Regions from separate parts of the Homo sapiens genome. Here region 2 is linked to region 1. Evidence: chromatin loops called from intact Hi-C (ENCODE). Cell type or tissue: natural killer cell. All regions are shown on one strand. Links, peaks and the distances in the headings refer to the core of each region. The heading gives the core; the rest is flanking DNA.

Region 1 (10,839 bases), core at 1,944-9,943:
TGATCTCAGCTCACTGCAACCTCCACCTCCCGGGTTCAAGTGATTCTCATGCCTCAGCCTCCCAAGTAACTGGGGTTACAGACATGTGCCACCATGTATGGCTAATTTTTGTATTTTTAGTAGAAAACGTGCGTTTTGCCATGTTGTCCGGCTGGCCACGAACTCCTGGCCTCAAGTAATTCACTCACCTCTGCCTTCCAAAGTGCTGGGATTACAGGCGTGAGCCACTGTGCCTTGCCCCACCAAGATTTTTTAACAGTAGGCTGGTATTAGCAAGTATACACTAGAGGAGCCTTCCCTCCATTGTCCTGAGTGCAATGGCCTCAGCTAGTCCACTGAACTTCTGCAAATGTCCGTATTATTTCCCAGCAGTATAGACAACACACCAGGAGAAAGTCTGGCTCAACTCAAGGCTCTGTTCAAGGCAAGGCCTGAGCATTCATGAGGTCACTGTTTCTGAGAGCCTTCAAATAAATGGGTGGGGTGGGATTAGGGTTTTGACTTTCCTTTTGACAGTTTCCTAGGACATTACTTCATTCTCCCAAGAGATCATCCTGACTTAGCTTACCACTTCTTCCACCCTATAAATTTTCTGTACTTCAAAGTGTGTTGTGAAATTCTGTGGAATGATGAGTACACTCTATTAAATGACAAATTTATTTTTTTTACCCAGTGTTTCCCACACCCTCCAAAAGTATATGCTGTCCTTCAGAGGGTTAAGTTGTCAGAAAAATATTTGTGCATCTACAGTGTGTAGGATGCTGGGGATGATATACAAAGATGAGTAAATGTACAACCTCTCAAAACTGATTATAACCTAAGAATCACATAAATAACAAAATGGAATGAACAGGAGAGAAAGTGGGCAAGAAAGTATTGGTGTGCCAGGTACAGTGGCTCATACCTGTAATCCCAGCACTTTGGGAGGTCAAGGCGGGCCAATCTCTGGAGCTCAGGAGTTTGAGACCTGCCTGGGCAACATGGCAAAACCCTGCCTCTACAAAAAATACAAAAATTAGCCAGGCATGATGGCACATGCCTGTGGTCCCAGCTACTCCAGAGGCTGAGGTGGGAAGATCACTTGAGCCCTGGAGTTTGAGGCTGCAGTGAGCCGTGATTGTACCACTGCACTCCAGCCTGGGCAACAGAGCCAGACTCTGTCTCAAAAAAAAAAAAAGAAAAAAAAAGAAAAGAAATAAAAATTGAGAGTATCAATGTGTGATAATTACAGGAGGTACACAACCACAGGATTCCACACTGAGGTATGGTCTTTATAGTGTGGAGGAGTGGACTTGAAATTTTATTCCTGTGTTGTTGACTGGAAATTACCTGGTTCACCTCCCTTAATTCATAGATAAGGAGACAAAATTTCTCATAAGTTAAGAGATTAACTAAAGGAAAGAACAAGTAGTTAAGAAAAAACAGGAGGATCAGAAGTCAATCTATTGCCATATAACAGAGATCCTCTGAAGGTAATGAGTGTAAAAATAATCCAGTCATTAAAAACCTCAACCACCATAATCAATTATTCCAATATATTTTCTTCTCTTAAAACTAAATGGCTTGTAACCATTATGAGTCCTAGGTCAAATACTTAATGCATACTCTTGAGAGCCCACTTGGCTGAATCTTTCTTTTTTTTTTTTTTTTTTTTTGAGATGGATTTTCACTTTGTCACCCAGGCTGGAGTGCAGTGGCACAGTCTCAGCTCACTGCAAATTCTGCCTCCCAGATTCAAGGAATTTTCCTGTCTTAGCCTCTCAAGTAGCTGGGATTACAGGCGCCTGCCACCACGCCCAGCTAATTTTTTGTATTTTTAGTAGAGACTGTTTCGCCATGTTGTCCAGGCTGGTCTCGAACTCCTGGCCTCCAGCGATCCACCCACCTTGGCATCCCAAAGTGTTGAGATTACAGGCGTGAGCCACCACACCCGGCCTTGGCTGGATCTTTCTAATGCAGGCAGCCACACAGTGTTACTCTCTGCAAGGGAAATTCCTCAAAAACCTAGCCTAGAATGGCCTCTGACCTACATTGAAACCAGAAGGGCAGCATACTTTATTCTAAACCTGCTCTCCACCTATTTGGTCATTGTTCAGCCATCCATCTCTGCTGGGCTGTTGACCTTCCACAAGATGGTTTCTCAGATGTGGATGATTTCTCAGAATACAATTTTCATAATATAGTTTTTCAGCTCTACTCTAAGTGAACATGTCTGAATTTATTGTGCATTTTATCTCTTATCCTTCTCACACATACGATATACCACAAGTTATTTTTGTTGGAGATATCTCCTGGTCACCTATTCCTTCTTTATGAATAGACAACAAATTAACTTTGTTTTTATTTTCCAGGTAATATCTTAGGCACAGCAAAAACTTCCTCAACATTTTTTGCTCCAGACCTCATATCTCCCCTTGGCCTGTGTTACTGAATATTAGTGGAAGAAAGAACCGATGTTGCAACAAAAGTCTCTGGCAGTGCTAACTGGCTTGACATCAAAATTGAATTACAAAAACAAAAAAAGAAAAAAATTGAATTACAAAAGTGTGGTTTCAAAACTTCCTTGGGTTCTCAGAGCTGCTGGGTAATTATTTCCTGTGTCCCCCCAAAGCATTTATTTATTCATTTAATTTGTCATTAACTGCTTAGCATAATAGGTAAGAATATGAACTCTGAAGCCAGACTACAAGAGTTGGAGTCTTGGCTCTGCAGTTACTATGACCTTCAACAAGTTAACTGATGTCTCCATGCCTTGATTCCCAAATGCAGACATAAATAAAACCTATCAGGCCTGGCGTGGTGGCTCACACCCATAATCCCAGCACTTCGGTAGGCCGAGGCAGGAGAATTGCTTGAGCCTGGGAATCCGAGAGCTAGCCTGGGCAACATAGTGAGACCCTGTCTCTCCAAAAAAAAAAAAAAAAATTAATGTAGAAAAAGAAATAAGACCTACTTAATAAAAAGACCTACCGACTAGAGTTGCCGTGAAGATTAATATTTATAAAGTGTTTAGAGCAGTTTCTGACACAGAATAAGAGCTCTGTAAGTTTTTGTTTAAAAAATTATATTTGTTGGCTGGGTGCAGTGGCTCACGTCTATAATCCCAGAACTTCGAGGTGGGCAGATCACTTGAGGTCAGGAGTTCGAAACCGGGCTGGCCAACATGGTGAAACCCCGTCTCTACTGAAAATACAAAAATTAGCCAGGCGTGGTGGCAGGTGCCTGTAGTCCCAGCTATTTGGGAGGCTGAGGCAGGAGAATTGCTTGAACCCTGGAGGCAGAGGCTGCAGTGAGCCGAGATAGTGCCACTGCCCTCCAGCCTAGGCGACAGAGCAAGACTCCATCTCACTATATACATATATATACACCTATATATGTGTGTATGTGTGTGTGTATATATATATATATATATATACTCACAAAGCTAAACTTAGCAAATATGTGTGTGTGAGTGTGTATATATATATACAAAACTTCATGATGGAAAGAAAGGAGAGAAAGAAGGGAAGGCGGGAAGGAGGGAGGGAGGGAGAGAGGGAATAAGGAAGGAAGGAAGGAAATCACCTTTTGGGCCTGGCACATAAAACAAATCCTGTATGTGTGTGTATACACAAACACACACACACACATATATTTGCTAAGTTTGGCCTTGTGAGTGCCAAGTATTGAGAATAGAATGGTGTGCATTTGGAGGGGGTTTGTGTAACCCCTCTCCTTGAGTGCAGGCAGGACCTATGACTTGCTTCTAACAGAATATGGAAAAGGAGATACTCACTCCCCTGAACACTTTATGCTATTTGACAAAGGTGAGTAGATGTCACTCCCAAGATCATGTTACATTATGTAAGACTCCTTCTTGCCAACAAACTATTTTCACAATTCGGCTGGCCTTGAGGAAACCAGCTGCCATGTTGTGAATGGCCTGTGGAGGACCACATGGCAGAGAACTGCATGCAGCTTCTAGGAGCTGAGAGTGGCCTCCAGCCAACAAAAACACAAACAAACAATAAGAAAACAACAACAACAAAACCCTGAAATTTGCAATCCTGCAAATGCAAGGAAACAGAGGGAGCTTGGAATTGGAGTCTTCTCCAGTCAAGCCTCCAGGTGAGAATGCAGTGAAGCTGACATCTTGACTACAGTCTGGTGGGACCTTGAAGCAGAAAACCCAGGTAAGCCCGGGGCCAACAACACCTTGATTGCAGCCTTGTGAGAGACCCTGAACGAGAATACTCAGGTAGATGAACATATTGGAGAAAAACGTGCAATCATGCTGACTCGTCTGACTTTAAATTCATGAACACCACAGAAATATGATATGCTATATTTCTCTAGTCTACTCTAGAGAAATATCATTTTACCATCCTCCTAGATGACTATTTCACATCTTTTTTTTTTCTTCAGGCCTCTATAATCTTCTCCCCCATGCTCACTCTCAACAGATAACCTTGCTTCTTTCATTGAGAAAACAAAAGCAATCAGAAGAGAACTTTTACAAGTTCCCACCACCACACCCTCCCATGTACTTGTATCTGCACCCATATTTTTATCTTATCTCTATGTGCTTAGGATAAACTGTCCATGGTTCAACCCCTCTACCTGTGTGCTAGATCCCATCCTTTCATGCCCACTCAAGGACATCGTTCTGGGGCTTGAATTATTTAATTTTTTAAAATTTAATTGAGACGGGGTCTCGCCATGTTGCCCAGGCTGGTCTCAAGTGATCCACCTGCCTCATCCTCTCAAAGTGCTGGGATTACAAGTGTAAACCACCATGCCCGGCCTTGAATACTTACTTACACAATTAACATGTCTTTAACTGAATTCCCAAATGATTCCTATACACCTCCAAAACTACCTGCTTCCCTCCCTCAGTCTTCCCTATCTCTATGGTTTCTCAGGCCAAAAATCTTAGAGTCGGCCGGGCGCGGTGGCTCACGCCTGTAATCCCAGCACTTTGGGAGGCCGAGGCGGGAGGATCACAAGGTCAGGAGATCGAGATCATCCTGGCTAACACAGAGAAACCCCGTCTCTACTAAAAATTAAAAAATTAGCTGGGCGTGGCAGTGTGTGCCTGTAGTCCCAGCTGCTGGGGAGGCTGAGGCAGGAGACTGGCGTGAACCTGGGAGGCGGAGCTTGCATTGAGCCGAGATTGCGCCACTGCACTCCAGCATGGGCGAGAGAGCGAGATTACGTCTCAAAAAAAAAAAAAAAAAAAAATCTTAGGGTCATCCTTCACTCCTTTTTCTCATACCAGATCCAATCTACAGCAAATCCCATAGGCTCTATGTTCAAAGTACATCTAGAATCTGACCAATTCTCAATATCACTTTCTCCCATCATCATTTCTTACCTGGATTACATAACGGCCTCCAAACGAGTCTTGCTGCTACCCTTGCCCTTGTTTTTATCTTTTCTTTTCTTTCTTCCTTTTTTTTTAAAAAATTGAGATGGGGTCTCACTGTTGCCCAGGCTCGTTTCGAACTCTTGGGCTCAAGTGATCTTCCAGCTTCAGCCCCCCAAAGTGCTGGGATTACAGGCGTCAACGACCACACCTGGCCCCCTTGCCCTTCTTAAAGCCATTCTCAATACAATAGCCAGAATGATGATCTGTGGATTTATATTACCCTTGTGCTCAAAACACTCTGATGGCTTCCTATCTCAACCAGAATAAAATGCAAAATCATCAAATGACCCACAAGGTCATCTATGCTGTCCCACTCCACCTGGCCTGCTCCTTCTCTAACTTCTCCCTTTTATGTTCTCCATAGCCTGCCCTGATTCACCAGACTCCAGCCACACTGGAGCTTAGAATTTGTCCTGAGGGCAGTGAGGAGTCCTTGAAGGGTTTTTCTTTTTCTTGTTTTTTTTTTTCGTTTTTTCTTTTTTGAAACAGAGTCTCACTCTGTTGCCCAGGCTGGAGTCCAGTGGTGTGATCTCGACTCACTGCAACCTCAGCCTCCCAAAGTGCTGGGATTACAGGTGTTAGCCACTGTGCCAGATCCCCTGAAGGGTTTTTAAAAGCCTCCATTTTGTCTTCTCTGCCTATAAAGTGGGACAAAATACAGACAGTTAATATGACAGGCCTGCACCTCCTACAATACCAGCCCCTTATGTGATAAAACTGTTCTGATTGGCCTTGCTGACCCAGCAGGGGCACAAAGGGTCCCTTAGTAGCCAAGCTGGTGTTACTTGAGACTCCTTTTTTATTTTCCTTTTTGTGATGAAAGAAAGATTAAAAGCAAAAAAAAAAAAATCAGTTAAAGACCTGAAGCTTTTAGGATTTTCAAAAGAAAAAAATAGATTATTTTTTAATTTTACAGATATTATAAACATTAAAATTCGAAACATACAAAGGAGAGAAAGAAGGGAAGGAGGGAGGGGGAATAAGGAAGAAAGGAAGGCCACCTTTTGGGCCTGGCACATAAAACAATTCCTATTAAAGGTAGTATTTTTCCTTATAGAGTTGAAAGTCTAAGTACTTTTAAAAGACTATTTACTATCCTTGGCAGTGTTCCTCCCCAGGGAGAGAGAGGAACAGTGTCTTCTCTGAAATCTTGACTTCACGTAGCACACCACACCCTGCCCCAGTTGAGCTCATTTCTCACCCACAAGTTTTTGAAAAGACGCCCTGGGGTTTGCTCATGAGCCCAGACCTTTCTGGCATCTCACTGAAGTAACTTCTGACTAGATTTGTCATGATCGTAAGGCTGTTTTAAAGAGACAATTTAGATTCTTCTTTTGACGGAATATATTTCATTGCACTGTATTCTCAACAGTTAAAATGAATGCATGATAAAATATAAACAGGCCACCCAAGAATAAAATAAATCCTTTTGACTGAAATAAACATACAGACTTTTTTCTTTTCCTCACCAGATTATCTCATTAAATTACATCATGATGGAAATCTACAGATTTTTTTTATATATATGGTGTTTGTTTTTTTGTTTGTTTGTTTTTGAGACAGAATCTCTCTGTTGCCAGGCTGGAGTGCAGTGGCGTGATCTCGGCTCACTGCAACCTCCGCCTCCCAGGTTCAAGCAATTCTCCTACCTCAGCCTCCCAAGTAGCTGGGACTACAGGTGCATGCCACCACACACAGCTAATATTTGTAATTTTAGTAGAGACAGGGTTTCACCATGTTGGTCAGGATGGTCTTGATCTCTTGACCTCGTGATCTGCCTACCTCAGCCTCCCAAAGTGCTGGGATTACAGGCGTGAGCCACAGCACCCGGCATTTGTTTGTATTTTTAAAAATCAATTTGTCCTTTATTTATTTATCATTTAACATTATTCCATTAGTATTAGGTTTTATGCGGTTCTACTGTAACTCCCAAAAAAAAGTTGTGATAGTTTGTTTGGAGGTAGCCATTTTGTTTAAATAACTGTCTAAAATTGTTATTTATTATTAGCCATAGAAAAACATGACTTTAGGCCACAATTTAGTACACAATAGTAAACTGCTAAAAAGCAATTTAGGAATATGAAAATATATAGTAAATGGAACTTTCCAAATGGCAGTTGTGAATTTTTTTTTTCTTGTTCTATATTGCCCATGTCAGAGTGCAGTGACTCAATTACAGCTCACTGCAGCCTCAAACTCCTGGGCTCAAGTGATCCTCCCACCTCACCCTCCCAAGTAGCTGAGACTCCAGGTGCATGCCACCACGCCTGGCTAATTTTTATTTTTTTTATTTTTTGTAAAGAAAGGTATTGCTTTGTTGCCCAGGCTGGAGTGACTCTTTGATACAGCACCTGATTATAGCTGATTTGGATAATTATTAGAATAAGGAAAGCCTACATTTAAATTAACAATGTGAAATATTTTCAATTATGTGCTTAAATTTTTTTACCACAAAAGTTAAGGTAATTTTCTAATAATTATTTTGTTTTTTTGTTTGTTTGTTTGTTTGTTTTAGACAGAGTCTTGCTCTGTCACGCAGGCTGGAGTGCAGTGTGCAGGAGTGTGATCTCAGCTCACTGCAACCTCCGCCTCCTGGGTTCAAGCAATTCTCTTGCCTCAGCCATCTAAGTAGCTAGGACTACAGGTGTGCGCCAACACACCCGGCTAATTTTTGTCCTTTTAGTAGAGACAGGGTTTCGTCATGTTGGCTAGGTTGGTCTCAAGCTCCTGATCCACCTGCCTCAGCCTCCCAAAGTGCTAGGATTACAGGCATGAGCCACCATACCCTGCCCTGATATTATTTTCATCTTATAGTTCAATAAACTGAGGCTGAGAAATGTCAAGTAGCTTTTTCAAGGTCTCAACTGTGGCAGATTTTGAATATGAACACATCTCTCTTACTACAAATTTCATACTCTTAATCACTGAATTCATATATCCAACCATTTATTTTCCAAAACAGTAAATACTCTGTCCAGCACCCATTTAGATAAATATTGCAGAGTAACATCTCAAAAAGACAATAATGGGCCAGGCAGGATGGCTCACACCTGTAATCCCAGCTCTTTGGGAGGCTGAGGCAGGTGGAGCACGAGGTAAAGAAATGGAGACCATCCTGGCCAATATGGTGAAACCCCATCTCTACTACAAATACAAAAAATTAGCTGGACATGGTGCCATGCACCTGTAGTCCCAGCTACTCGGGAGGCTGAGGCAGGAGAATTGCTTGAACTTATTTTGTATTTTTAGTAGAGACGGGGTTTCTCCATGTTGGCCAGGAGGGTCTCGATCTCTTGACCTCGTGATCTGCCCTCCTCGGCCTCCCAAAGTGCTGAGATTACAGGCGCGACCCACTGTGCCGGGCCCCTGGAAGAAACTTTCTAAGTCATCATATCCTACCTCCCAACCAATGCATGAATCATTTCTTTAACATCTCTGACAGATAAAGAGCTAATGAAATCACGAATTAGGTATTGTCAGATAGAAATGTTATAAAATCCCTTTGTTCTATGGATGGATGTATTCATTTTACATAGATGCTGTAACAAATACTACAAACATAGTGGCTTCAAGCCACACAAATTTGTTATATCACAGTTTCTCTGGATCAGGAAGCTGGGTAAGTTCAATTGGGTCCTTTACTTAGGGTACAAAAAGGCAAAAATCAGCTGGACGCAGTGGCTGACGCCTATAATCCCAGCACTTTGGGAGGCCGAGGTGGGTGGATCACCTGAGGTCAGGAGTTTGAGACCAGCTTGGCCAACATGGTGAAACCCTGTCTCCACTAAAAATACAAAATTAGCTGGGTATAGTGACAGGCACCTGTAATTCCAGCTACTTGGGAGGCTGAGGCAGGAGAATAGCTTGAACCCGGGAGGTGGAGGTTGCAGTGAGCCAAGATTGCGCCACTGCACTTCAGCCTGGGCAACAGAGCAAGACTCTGTCTCAAAAAAAAAAAAAAAAAAAAGAAAAAAGGAAAAGAAAATGCTTAAATCGAGGTGTTGGCAGACGGCTGTGCTCCTTAATGGAGCCCTGGGGAAGAATACACGTCCAGACTTGTTCAAGTTGTTGGCCATATTCGGTTTCTTGAGGTCCCTGTTTCCTTGCTGCCGTCAGGCCAGGGCCAGGCTTTGCTCTTAGAGGGTGCCCACATTTATTTTCATGCTTTGCATGTGGCCTCTTCCAACAATGGCAAGTAGAGTTCTTCTCATGATTTGAATCTCTGACTTTCCCTTCTGCCACCTCTCTCTGACTCCAGCTGGAGTCAGAGACTCCAGTTATTTTTATTTTTTTGAGACGGAGTCATGCTCTGCCGCCCAGGCTGGAGTGCAGTAGCGTAATCTTGGCTCACTGCAACCTCCGCCTCCCAGGTTCAAGCAACTACTCTGCCTCAGCCTCCTGAACAGCTGGGACTACAGGCGTGCGCCAACACGCCTGGCTAATTTTTGTATTTTTAGGAGAGACAAGGTTTCATCATATTGGCCAGTCTGGTCTCGAACTCCCAACCTCATGATCCGCCACCCTTAGCCTCCCAAAGTGTTGGGATCACAGGCATGAGCCACCACGGCCGGCCATAAAAGTTCTCTGCTTTGCCAGGTGCGGTGGCTCACGCCTGTGATCCCAGAACTTTGGGAGGCCAAGGCAAGCAGATGACATGAGGTCGAGAGTTCAAGACCAGCCTGACCCAACATGAAGAAACCCTGTCTCTACTAAAAATATAAAAAAAATTAGCCAGGCATGGGGGCGCATGCCTGTAATTCCAGCTACTTGGGAGGCTGAGGTAGGAGAATTGCTTGAACCCAGGAGGCGGCGGAGGTTGCGGTGAGCCGAGATCGTGCCATTGAACTCTAACCTGGCAACAAGAGTGAGACTCCATCTCAAAAAAAAAAAAAAAAAAAAAAAAAAAAAGAAGAAGAAGAAGAAGAAGAAAGAAAAAAGAAAAAGTTCTCTGCTTTAAGGGCTCCTGTAACTGAATGTTCCCCACATCCCCATCACCAGGGATAATCCAGGATCACCTCCCTATCTTAAAGTTCATAACCTTAGCTGGATCTGCAAAGTCCCTTTTGCTATGTAATGCAACATGTTCCTTGGTTCCAGGGATTTGGGTATGGACAGCTGAGGGGTGGGGGTGGAATATCTGCCTCCCTTGTGATTCTGCCCATTTTTCTGAATACTACCACTTGAACCACCCATTCCTTTCTCTAAAACCACCTTTGCAAAAATCATAACGGTGAGAAATTATGACAGTAAAAGAGATCTGATCTAACCAACTCCACCCTGCCTTAACCTCCAAACTGCCCTTGGTCATTCCTGGGCATGGGCCAAGCTAATCTGGGGAGAATTTTAGTTTATAGTTTAAATTATAATAGCCCTTCCCTAAACTAAACCAGTTTAGTAAAACCAATGAAAGGCCGGGTGCGGTGGCTCACGCC
Region 2 (10,839 bases), core at 975-8,974, 140 kb after region 1:
CTTTCTGGGGTTGACACCACACTGTCCAGTTTCTACGTGACTTTTCACTCAGAACAACACTGTGATTCACATTTGGCCTCATGCTTCCTTGGTCTTGAGAACAGAATTTTATCTGTAAGGCTGGATTTATTTGACATCTTTAGTAGAAAATAACAAAAACAAATGCCAACTAGCTTATGACAAAAGGGAAATCTATTAAAATGACAAAAAAACTCAAGGGCAAGCATGTAGCCAGACCTCAGAAATCACTGAATCCTGGAATGAAAACCCATGGAAAATCCAAGTGAGACTATCTTTTGACTCTGCTTTTTTTCATGTGTCCACTTCATTCCTCATTTTGCAGACCAGTTCTCTTCTCCTGACAGCTTGCTGGGATATGGCCACCAGTATACAGTGTAAAAATGTACCTGTTACACAGCCATTCCTAGAGAATTAATTTCCATTCCCATTTCCTACCCATCCCAGCCCCCTACCCTCTTTCTTTCTTTCTCTTTCTTTCTTTCTTTCTTTCTTTTTCTTTCTTTCTCTCTCTTTCTTCTTTCTTTCTCTCTTTCTTTCCTTCCCTTTCTCTCTTTCTTTTCTTTTTCTTTCTTTCTCTTTCTCTTCTTTCTTTCTTTCTCTTTCTTCCTTCCTTCCTTCCTTCCTTCCTTCCTTCCTTCCTTCCTTCCTTTCATCTCTCTCTCTTTTTCTCTCTCATTTCCTTCATTTCCCCATTTTCTCTAAACTCCTGGATAAGGGTTTGTGATTAACTTATCTTAGGTCGGAGGCCTATCCTTGATCAAATCACCCATGGCCAGAAGAATAGGGTCATGTTCTACAAACATAGTGCTAGGTTTTTGTTTCTGTGGATGAGAGAAAGGGGACCCACGCAAGAAATTGAAGATATTCCTGTGTACTGTGGAGCTATTCTTAAAGGTGACATGGGATCAGAATAATATGGGAATGGAAAGATATTTTTACTATTAAAACTTTACAACACATGCAAAAAGAGACATTAATATAATGAACCACACACACAATCACCCAGTATCAGACATAACACTTCAATACGTATCTCTAAAAGTTATATTCACAAAAGCATAATGCCATTGCTACACGCACTATCTAATATCAAATCAATACTTAAATTTCCCCCAGCACTAAATTTTTGGTATTTGGTTTTTTCAAGCCAAGATCCAAACAAGATGTCATCTAGCATTGGTTTCATGCTGCATAACCATCTTTTTAACCTAGAGCAGTTCTCACCCAACTATCTGACTCAGTTTTTACAACCTATGAAGACACCACATTATTTGTTCTACTGAATGTCCCATACACTGGATTCCAAGAGCTTAAAGCTTTTCTCCAAGGAGCTAGGACAAAGGGCTACATCTATATTTGGGCAAGGTTGATCTTTTACTGGATAATATAAATTCAACGTATTTTGATCAACCACAATCATTATTCCTTTGATACTTAAATTTTTCCATATTGGGTCTTATGTCCTTTGACATGACTCAGTCTTCACTGACACACTTATATGTCCCTGGCATGAATTCAGCCATTTCTCTAAAAAGTTCTTGCTTCTTTTATAGGAGAAGTGGTATTTAGAGACCATAGCCTTATCCCTAGGTGTGCTCATTGCTACCAAGTTTTCATTGTTTTAGCTAGGGATTGGCAAACTACAGCCCATAGTGCTGCTTTTACACTACAATGGCAGAGATGAATGGTTGCAACAGAGACTATTGCCTGCAATGCCTAAGAAAAAGTTTGCTGGCCCCTGTTTTAGGCCTTTTGTTGAAAAGCAAGTTGTAAATCCATGCTGATATTTCCAATTCAAATTTAGCATCAAAAATTTTATTTAACTTCTTTGCTTTTATATGTGTATCTCTTTTCTTATACTGAAAAAAAATCTTGATTCTAGAATTTTCCCAGGACTCATCTGTCTTTAACACTGAAAGTCGTAGATACTGGGAAACCCCTCAGACATAAGCAAACTGGTACAGTTGTTTACCTTACTTAGTTCTTAAAATGTTAATATCAGTATGATTTTTGTTTATCTTATAATATGAGTTAAATATATTTAAATTACACCAAATTATCACTAAATTTATTTGCTAGTTTATTTAATGTACAAGATATTTAATTAAAACTGTTCACTCAAATTCTACATTCTAAAGTCAGTTGAAATAATTTTCTTTATGATTATATTACCAAAGTAATGTTCAGTTAGATACATTATTTTAGTTTTTATTCCTCCTTTTAGGAATACCCTTTTACTTGTTTATTTTCAATGTGTAAAACAATTATGGCCGGGCGCTGTGGCTCACGCCTGTAATCCCAGCACTTTGGGAGGCCGAGGTGGGTGGATCACGAGGTCAGGAGATTGGGACCATCCTGACTAACATGGTGAAACCCCGTCTCTACTAAAAATACAAAAAATTAGCTGGGCGTGGTGGCAGGGGCCTGTAGTCCCAGCTATTCGGGAGGCTGAGGCAAGAGAATGGCATGAACCCAGGAGGCAGAGCTTGCAGTGAGCCGAGATCGCACCACTGCACTCCAGCCTGAGCGACAGAGTGAGACTCTGTCTCAAAACAAAACAAAACAAAACAAAAAAACAATTACATGATTCTACATTCAAAACTCCACAGCAGGCTGGGCGCAGTGGGTCACATCTGTAATCCCAGCACTTTGGGAGGCCGAGGCAGGCAGATCACTTGAAGTGAGGAGTTTGAGACCAGCCTGGGCCACATGGTGAAACCCTGTCTCTACTAAAAATACAAAAATTAGCTAGTCATGGTGGCACGTGCCTGTAGTCCCAGCTACTTGGGAGGCTGATGTGGGAGAATTGCTTGAACCAGGGAGGCAGAGGTTGCAGTAAGCCGAGATCACACCACTGCACTCCAGACTGGGTAACAGAGTGAGATTCTGTCTCAAAACAAAACAAAACAAAAAACCAACAACTCTACAGCAAGTTTTACTGAGAGAAGTCTCACCTCTATGCATGTTTCCGCTCTCCTCTTAGAGGCAGAAGTTTTTAGTTTTAATTAGTTTTAGTTTTGTTCTTCCAGTGGGTGTTTCGTTTGTTTTTTAAATATGAGCAAATATTATAAATGTATATATTTATTTATATCCCCCATACTCTATATACTATTGTGCATCTTGCTGCTTTCACCTAAAAATACATCCTGAAGATTATTGCATATCAGCATATAGAGATCTTCCTCAATCCCATTTTATTATTCTATAGTAATATTCCATTGTATACATGAATCACAGTTTATTCACCTGTCCCTCTATTCACAAGTCTTTGAGTTGTTTGTAATCTTTTTCTATTAAAAAATACTACCTTATTCACAAGTCATTTTCTAATTCTGCCTGTGTAGTTTTGTGACAGATTTCTAGAACTGAGATTGTTCTATCAGATGGTGAAGGCATACATAAATTTGCAAGATATTGCCAAACCATCTTTTACTATAGTTGTAACTATTTTTTATTCCAACTAATGATATACAAGATATTCTATTTTCTTTCACCATGACCAACCCAATAAGCTTTCAAACTTTTGATTTTCACCCATATGATAGGTGAGAGTTGTTATCTCAGCATGCAGGTAATTTGCATTTCTTTTATTGTGAGGGTTGGATTTTGAAACAGCAAAAAGGGCAAGGAAGCCCCTGTGATGACCAAGAGCCTGAGCATGCTTTCAGTTATTTCCTCTCTTATGTCAAAAAGCATCTTTACACCACGATTGTGAATTTATTCACAAGAAATACCAAATTTCTTCTTTCATTATTAACAACTCTGTCTTCAACTGCCATAGTTTCCAGAGAATTGAATAATGAATTGTCCAAAACCACAGAAGAAAAGTTGCTATTTGAGAGCATATCTGTCTGATAACGAGTTCCCTGATCAGTGAAACTGCACTATGCCAAATGCAGAGTGGGAATTCCAAGGAAGAACAAAGATCTGTTACAAGGAAGTTCCATAGAAGATACACCCAACTGTGAGTAAACAGCTGGTAAGCAAAGTAGCAAGGTGAAATAAACATCTAGGTTAAGAAGAAGTTAAGATCTCCAGGTACTACGGAGATGAAGAAAACAAAAAAAAGAAGAAGTTAAGAGAAGTAAAGATGAATCGTTAGCACATAGTTCTATTTTCATAGATAACATTTTTGAGATATATATAGTGATTTTCTGTAGATATATGAGTATACCCAGATATCCCTCCCACCTACACCAGCCCTTTCTCCAAAAGGAACAATGCTTGAGGGTGTTCAAATGGCCTTTTTTCACCAGTGGCTGGGAGCCTTAGCCATGGAATGGGCTGTCCTCATCCACAGTGTCCCACTGTTTTTTATTGCCATTAATGTCTTCCATTTTTAGTGTCATTTGATCCACGGAAATCCCACCCTTTCAATTTTCCCATTGTATCTGAGCATATCAATTCTCTCAGCATCCAAATGGTTTTTGAGCACCCAGTCTAAGCTAAGCATAGCCCAATCCTAGGCAACTTCAGCAGAAAATGGGTACCATTACAGCAAAAGCAGCGGTGTGCTTCCTGGAAAGGATACCAGTAGCCAAAGAAGTTGATGATAGTCCATGGTAATATACAAGGCTGCAACACAGTTCCAGGAAGCTTGACTTCAGCATTGCCTCCCTAGCCATGAGCATCACTGATTCCATTGTGTGTTTAAATGTGCTTTACCTACTTCTGTGAGTCACATGTGGGCCATTTAGAGGGTGAAAAGTGTTGGTCATTTTATCACCCCGCCCTCCTCATTTCCTGAATCTTGTGAAGCTGGCTGAGTCCCACAGACCGCTAGAGGAAGAGGTAGCTCCACAGGAGGTACAGCTGCTTACACATCTCTCCTCAGAGCTGTCCCTTGACTTGGGGGTGAATTTCAGGCCAACAGGGCTTCCTGGGATACAAGAGCGTTCTCCATGGATCTGCCTTACTACCATGGACGTCTGACCAAGCAAGACTGTGAGACCTTGCTGCTCAAGGAAGGGGTGGATGGCAACTTTCTTTTAAGAGACAGCGAGTCGATACCAGGAGTCCTGTGCCTCTGTGTCTCGTGAGTAGCCTCATCTTGCACACATCTGACATCGTATGTTGAATGTGGCAATGGCTGCCACACAGTACAGGAATTCATATCCCTCAGTATTTCACTCTGACTTTGGAGTCTCAATGAGTAGAATGAGAAGTAATGGACACTGCCAGGAGAGGAATGTATCTGTCCATGCTCCTCCATCTGCCTGCTCTCCCTGGTGTAAAGGCCCTGCAAGCAGACTCTGCAGCAGCAGGAGGGACATGGTGGTGGTGAAGGGAAGGGCTGCAGGAAGTACAGGGGTACAGAGGGATGGAAAGAAGGTACAAATGTCAGAGGTCCTGTCCTCCAGAGATCTGTTTATTTGGTATGGAAAAGGCTAGGGGTTCTTCAAGAAATTTCAATCTGAAACACTTATTCTGCAGCATCTGCTTGCAATACGTAAACTATAAATACAATCATATTTCACATTTTGTTAGATTTGTGAAGGACTTCAATATTCGTCATTTCCTTTCATCCTAGTAGTCTATCAAGGCAAGCATAAGCAGTCACCATTTCATAGGTAAAGAAACAGAGACCTGAATTTCTCAAATAATTTGTTTGTGTTAAAACTCATTTGGAATTTCCAGAGTCTAAGTTAAACATGAAATTCCAGGCTGGGCATGGTGGCTCATGCCTGTAATCCCAACACTTTGGGAGGCTGAGGCAGGTGAATCACTTGAGGTCAGGAGTTTGAGACCAGCCTGGCCAACACGGCAAAACCCCATCTCTACCAAAAATACAAAAATTAACCTGGTGTGGTGGCGTGTGCCTGTAATACTGGCTACTTGAGAGGCTGAGACAGGAGAATCACTTGAACCCAGGAGGCAGAGGCTGCAGTGAGCTGAGATTGCACCACTGCACTCCAGCCTGGGCAATAGAGTGAGACTCTGTCCAAAAAAAAGAAAAAAGAGTGGCTGGGCACAGTGGCTCACTCCTGTAATCCCAGCACTTTGGGAAGCGGAGGCAGGTGAATCACCTGAGGTCGGGAGTTCGAGACCAGCCTGACCAACACGAAGAAACCCCGTCTCTACTAAAAATACAAAATTAGCCAGGTGTGGTGGCGTATGCTTGTAATCCCAGCTATTTGGGAGGCTGAGGCAGGAGAATCACTTGAACCCGGGTGGTGGAGGTTGCAGTGAGCTGAGATTGTGCCATTGCACTCCAGCCTGGGCAACAAGAGCAAAACTCCATCTCAAAAAAAAAAAAAAAAAGAAAAAGAAAAACAAATTCCAGGCCACAGTATCAAAGAGACCTAGCTGAAGGAACTTGTTTATGCCCAGTTTAGAAAGCAATCCTGAACAGAAATCACTAGAAACCTCCTATCTTTATGTATGTTCCTCTTTGTAAAGTAGGGACCACTGAACCTTTTATTATACCTGTAACAGAAATTAAAATCCAAATGTCTCTTGTTAAAGAAAAAAATTACTCAATGTCACTTGTTAAATTATGGTTGGGAAGACTTTATTCAGGATCATCACAAAGGTACAGGGACCACTGCAATGAGCTCTTGCGGCACAGAAAAGAGACTGGACTCAACTCTGAATCCAGCATGGACAAGTGGGAATTTATGGCCAAGGAGCAGTGTGGCTGTCGGTAGACAGAAAATTACTCGGAGGAAACATCAGGGGTAAAGTGGATTCTGGCTAAACCAGCCTAACAGAATTGTAGCTGAAGACAGGCCCGGGTGATCAGATGTTGCCTGGGGGATGGTGGAGGATGAGGAATCTGATCAGAATCCAACAGTGATCAGATAGCTAGGGTGAGGGGTCCTTGCCAAACTGACTTAGTAGGGTTCTTTGCTAAAACTGGATTTTACAAGGAAGTACACAAATGGGCCTTGGAATAGGCTCAGAAGTCTGATTATAGACAAAAGTGATTGTCATTACTAATAGAATACACAGGGACATATTTCTTTCTTTAAATGGTACTGGAGATACAGGCTATTTCTCTCATATCTACATCCAACAGTACCATTTAAAGAAAAATATATATTGGCCAGGCGCGGTGGCTCATGCCTGTAATCCTAGCAATTTGGGAGGCTGAGGTGGGCTGATCACTGAGGTCAGGAGTTCAAGACCAGCCTGGCCAACATAATGAAACCCCCATCTACTAAAAATACAAAAATTAGCCAGGCATGGTGGGTGCAGTTGTATCCCAGCTACTTGGGAGGCTGAGGCATGAGAATCGCTTGAACCCAGGAGGCAGAGGTTGCAGTGAGCCGAGATCGCGCCATTATACTCCAGCCTGAGAGACAGAGAAAGACTCTCCATCTCAAATAAAATAAACAAAGAGTGGAAAAGATCTGCTTACATGTAAATGGGATGGAGGGCATTTTAGGAAGGGGAGGAGGTAGGAACAGGAGTCTAGAAGTGGGATATTTTAAAGGATTTACATACAAGGTTCCTAAAATGTAGTTTGGAAACCAGCTTTTGGAAAAGGAGGGTGGGATAAGATCATGGAGTTTTAAAAGAATGGTTCTATAGATAACAGGGAAACATGGATGGTTTCTGAGCAGGGAAGTGAAAAGACTGGTGAATTTAGGAACTTCAATTTGACGTGGAGAACACAATGAAGCTGGGAAATGATGGCAACAGAAACTGTTGTGTCTCTGGACGGGAGACGGTGAAGAGCTAGTTGTGCTGGGGCAAGCAGTGGGAAGGGAAAAAACAAGAAGGTGCAAGGACAGACCTTGGCCAGGATCTCAGGGTATATGGTCAATATGGGATTCTCTTCCTTCCTTTCTTTCTTTTTTTTTTTTTTAGACAGGGTCTCACTCCAGCTCCTAGGCTGGAGTGCAGTGGTGCGATCATGGCTCACTGCAACCTCAACCTTCTGGGTTCAAGAGATTCTCCTGTCTCAGGCCCCCTGAGTATCTGGGACTACAGGTGCGCACTACCATGCCTGGTTAATGTTTAAATTTTTTGTAGACATGGGGTCTCGCTATGTTGCCCAGGCTGATTTCGAGCTCCTGGGCTCCAGTGATCCACCCACCTCAGCCTCCCAAAGTGCTGGGATTACAGGCATGAGCCACTGCACCCAGCCTATATTGGGATTCTCTTTGAAAATTGATATTTATTCTCAACTGTTCTGTGGTGCATCAGCCCATCTTGCATATTCATCTAAAGCAAAGGTCACTAAGAGATGCTAAAAAATGGGCCAGGCGTGGTGGCTCACACCTGTATTCCCAGCACTCTGGGAGGCCGAGGCGGGCAGATCACTAGGTCAAGAGATTGAGACCATCCTGGCCAACATGGTGAAACTCTGTCTCTACTAAAAATACAAAACTAATTAGCTGGGTGTGGTGGCATGCGCCTGTAGTCCCAGCTACTCAGGAGGCTGAGGCAGGAGAATTGCTTGAACCCAGGAGGCGGAGGTTGCAGTGAGCCAAGATCGCACCACTGCACTCCAGCCGGGTTACAGAGCGAGACTTGATCTCAAAAAAAAAAAAAAAAAGAAGAGAAAAAAAGAGAAGCTAAAAAATGAAAATAAACCAAGTGGAGAGGCAAAAATAAATATTTGTTAAGCCCCTGCACATGATCAGGTCTCACCCACCTCCCTACACATGTCACTGAAAGGCAAACAACATTTCATTCACCCTCAGGCTTAAGGCTTAGGTCAAGTGACCCCTGAAGCTATCTCCTCATAGGGCCTTGTAAAAATGTATTATCATACAGATAAGTATGGACTATTAAATTCTAGTTGTTCAACAAATATTTGAATTCTCTCATATGTCAGACAGTGTGCTAGACACTCGGTTGATGCCTTCAACACAACTCAGAGCCTAGTGGGGAAAATAAAGAAGTAAACAGACACAGTGATGCATGTGATAATTATGATGATTGGACTATCATTAGGGCACTGTAGAGCTGACAGCAAAAAGGGGAGAACCAGATATTGGAGCTGAGACTTTAGGAGAATAAGTGGAACCTTCATTCATTCAACAAGCATATACTGAGCACTTATTATGTTCCATGCGTGGTCCTAAGCATTGGTAATACAGTGATAAATACTACTGGCAATGTTTCTGCCCTCATGAAGTTAATTTCAGTAAGAGGAGAAAATATGATGAAAATGAAACAGAGTCATATGACAGGGAGAGACACAGCTGCTGCTTTCCATTGGGTACAGGAAAGGTTTCTCTGAAGAGGTCACATCAACCAATTCATGCTTCAAGATACAACCCTTTGCAAGCAAAGCAAGAATTACTATTATGATACAAGTGTTAGCCTGCTTGTCTTCACTGACACAGAAAAAGTTACCATGTAGGTATTATCTATGAGCCAAACATTTTGCTAAGCATGGTACATGCATTATCTTATTTGTCATTTGCAATCCCTTTGCGGTAGGCGACATGATCACTATTTTGTGAGAAAATAAACTGTAGCTTCTTATTTAATAGCTTGCCTAGGGCCAAATTGCTAATATGTTATTACATTCCCTCTCTTACCAATGTCCCCAGCTTCACTGAAATATGTTTCAGGTAATCACCTTGGATCTGTGTTATAAAATGCCCAAGCAGGGGACCTGAGGGCTTGGGAGTGGACTCTGATATGCAGTGTCCCCTTCTTCTCTGCTGCATTAAAATGGGTCTCCCCTGGACACCCAGCTTTAAAATTTCTCTGTTTTGTACTCTTTCCCTTTATTTCTTAGACTGGCCGACACTTAGGGAGAATAGAAAAGAACCTACGTTGAAATATTGGGGGCTGGTTCCCCCGATACTTCAGGACTTTCACAGAGCTAAATATTTAGTGATGAAAATACTGTGAGGAAGGTTAGAAATAAAAGAAGGAGGTCACAGAGAGAGCTGACCTAGCAGCATATGGCACTAACCAGAAAGCTATGTGGTAACTGTGGACAGGAAATGTTTTCTGATCTTACAATGTAATAGAGTGTCTAGAAAACTCCAGTGTGTAAAAGGTTGTCTGTGTAGTGTGACTTTGTGAGTGTCTAAACTGTCTGCCTTTATCATCAGTAAAATTAAATGGAGTAGATATTAGGAGGTGCAAAGGATTCATCTGCAAGTGTGAAGAAAAGGAGGACTTTGCAAAGCCATAGGAAGGCTGCAGGTGAGGAAGACCTGAGCCCTAACCTACTGCATGCTCTCATTAAGAATAATAATGGCAATGTCTATCTATTGCCTTGAGAGTCATTTATGAGTCTCAGATTCTGAGACTTTTGCAAGGATTGTAGAGTACAGAAAGAAAAGAAATGATCCATTTTGTTGTGGTGGTTTATCAAGCTAATGAAAATTCATTTTAGAAAATCAAATATAGAGAAAGGTATAAAAAACAAAACAAACTATATCAGTCTCACCACTCTGAAATCACCATTTTTAATATTTTGGCATACATCTCTCCAGACTTCTCTGCGCATCTATAAACCAATATATGTACATAAATGGTTCATTATACATGATGGCTTGCAACCTGTTTTCTCCATAATTGTAGGTCTCTTTCCCCATCAAAGAAAGCAGGTCATCCCCTTATGACTGCTTAGTATTTTATTGATTTGATATATCATAATGTATACATATCATACATTAGGTTATTTTCAATTTTCATTTGCAATTTAGTCCAGTGGACTCAGTGTAATTTGGAATGATTAACATTTTTGTACTTACATCTGTGAAAGTTTGCCTTACTCCCTAGTTAGGATAAAATCCTAGATGTTTAAAAAAATCTTCATGCACACTGAAAAATTAGTACCACAAAAGGTTGCACCAAGATACACTGAGATCAGGAACAGTGATAAGGCCAGAGGTCAAAAGT

What was found. A loop is a pair of places that touch in the nucleus more often than their neighbours do. Peaks named below come from ENCODE experiments on the same cell type or tissue, not always from the same donor. Only the 100,000 strongest peaks of a DNase experiment are listed, where the experiment ranks them.
Region 2: it touches region 1 in a loop (4-fold over the local background); 2 of 110 quality-filtered maps call a loop at or near these places.

The regions. Positions count from the first base shown.
Region 1 is chr1:162,544,158-162,554,996 of GRCh38, reverse strand. It overlaps UAP1-DT (UAP1 divergent transcript), which reads left to right. Exons shown (of 3, transcript XR_426859.4): 3 at 2,352-2,444. Among named protein-coding and RNA genes, the nearest start is that of UAP1-DT, 12 kb to the left of the region's middle. In natural killer cell, for the core only: no CTCF peak of the experiment used is centred there; a DNase peak (open chromatin) is centred at 6,596; H3K27ac peaks cover 1,825 bases.
Region 2 is chr1:162,406,100-162,416,938 of GRCh38, reverse strand. It overlaps SH2D1B (SH2 domain containing 1B), which reads left to right and starts at 4,803. Exons shown (of 4, transcript NM_053282.5): 1 at 4,803-5,056. The coding sequence starts at 4,923. In natural killer cell, for the core only: no CTCF peak of the experiment used is centred there; no DNase peak of the experiment used is centred there; H3K4me3 peaks cover 4,352 bases; H3K27ac peaks cover 7,485 bases.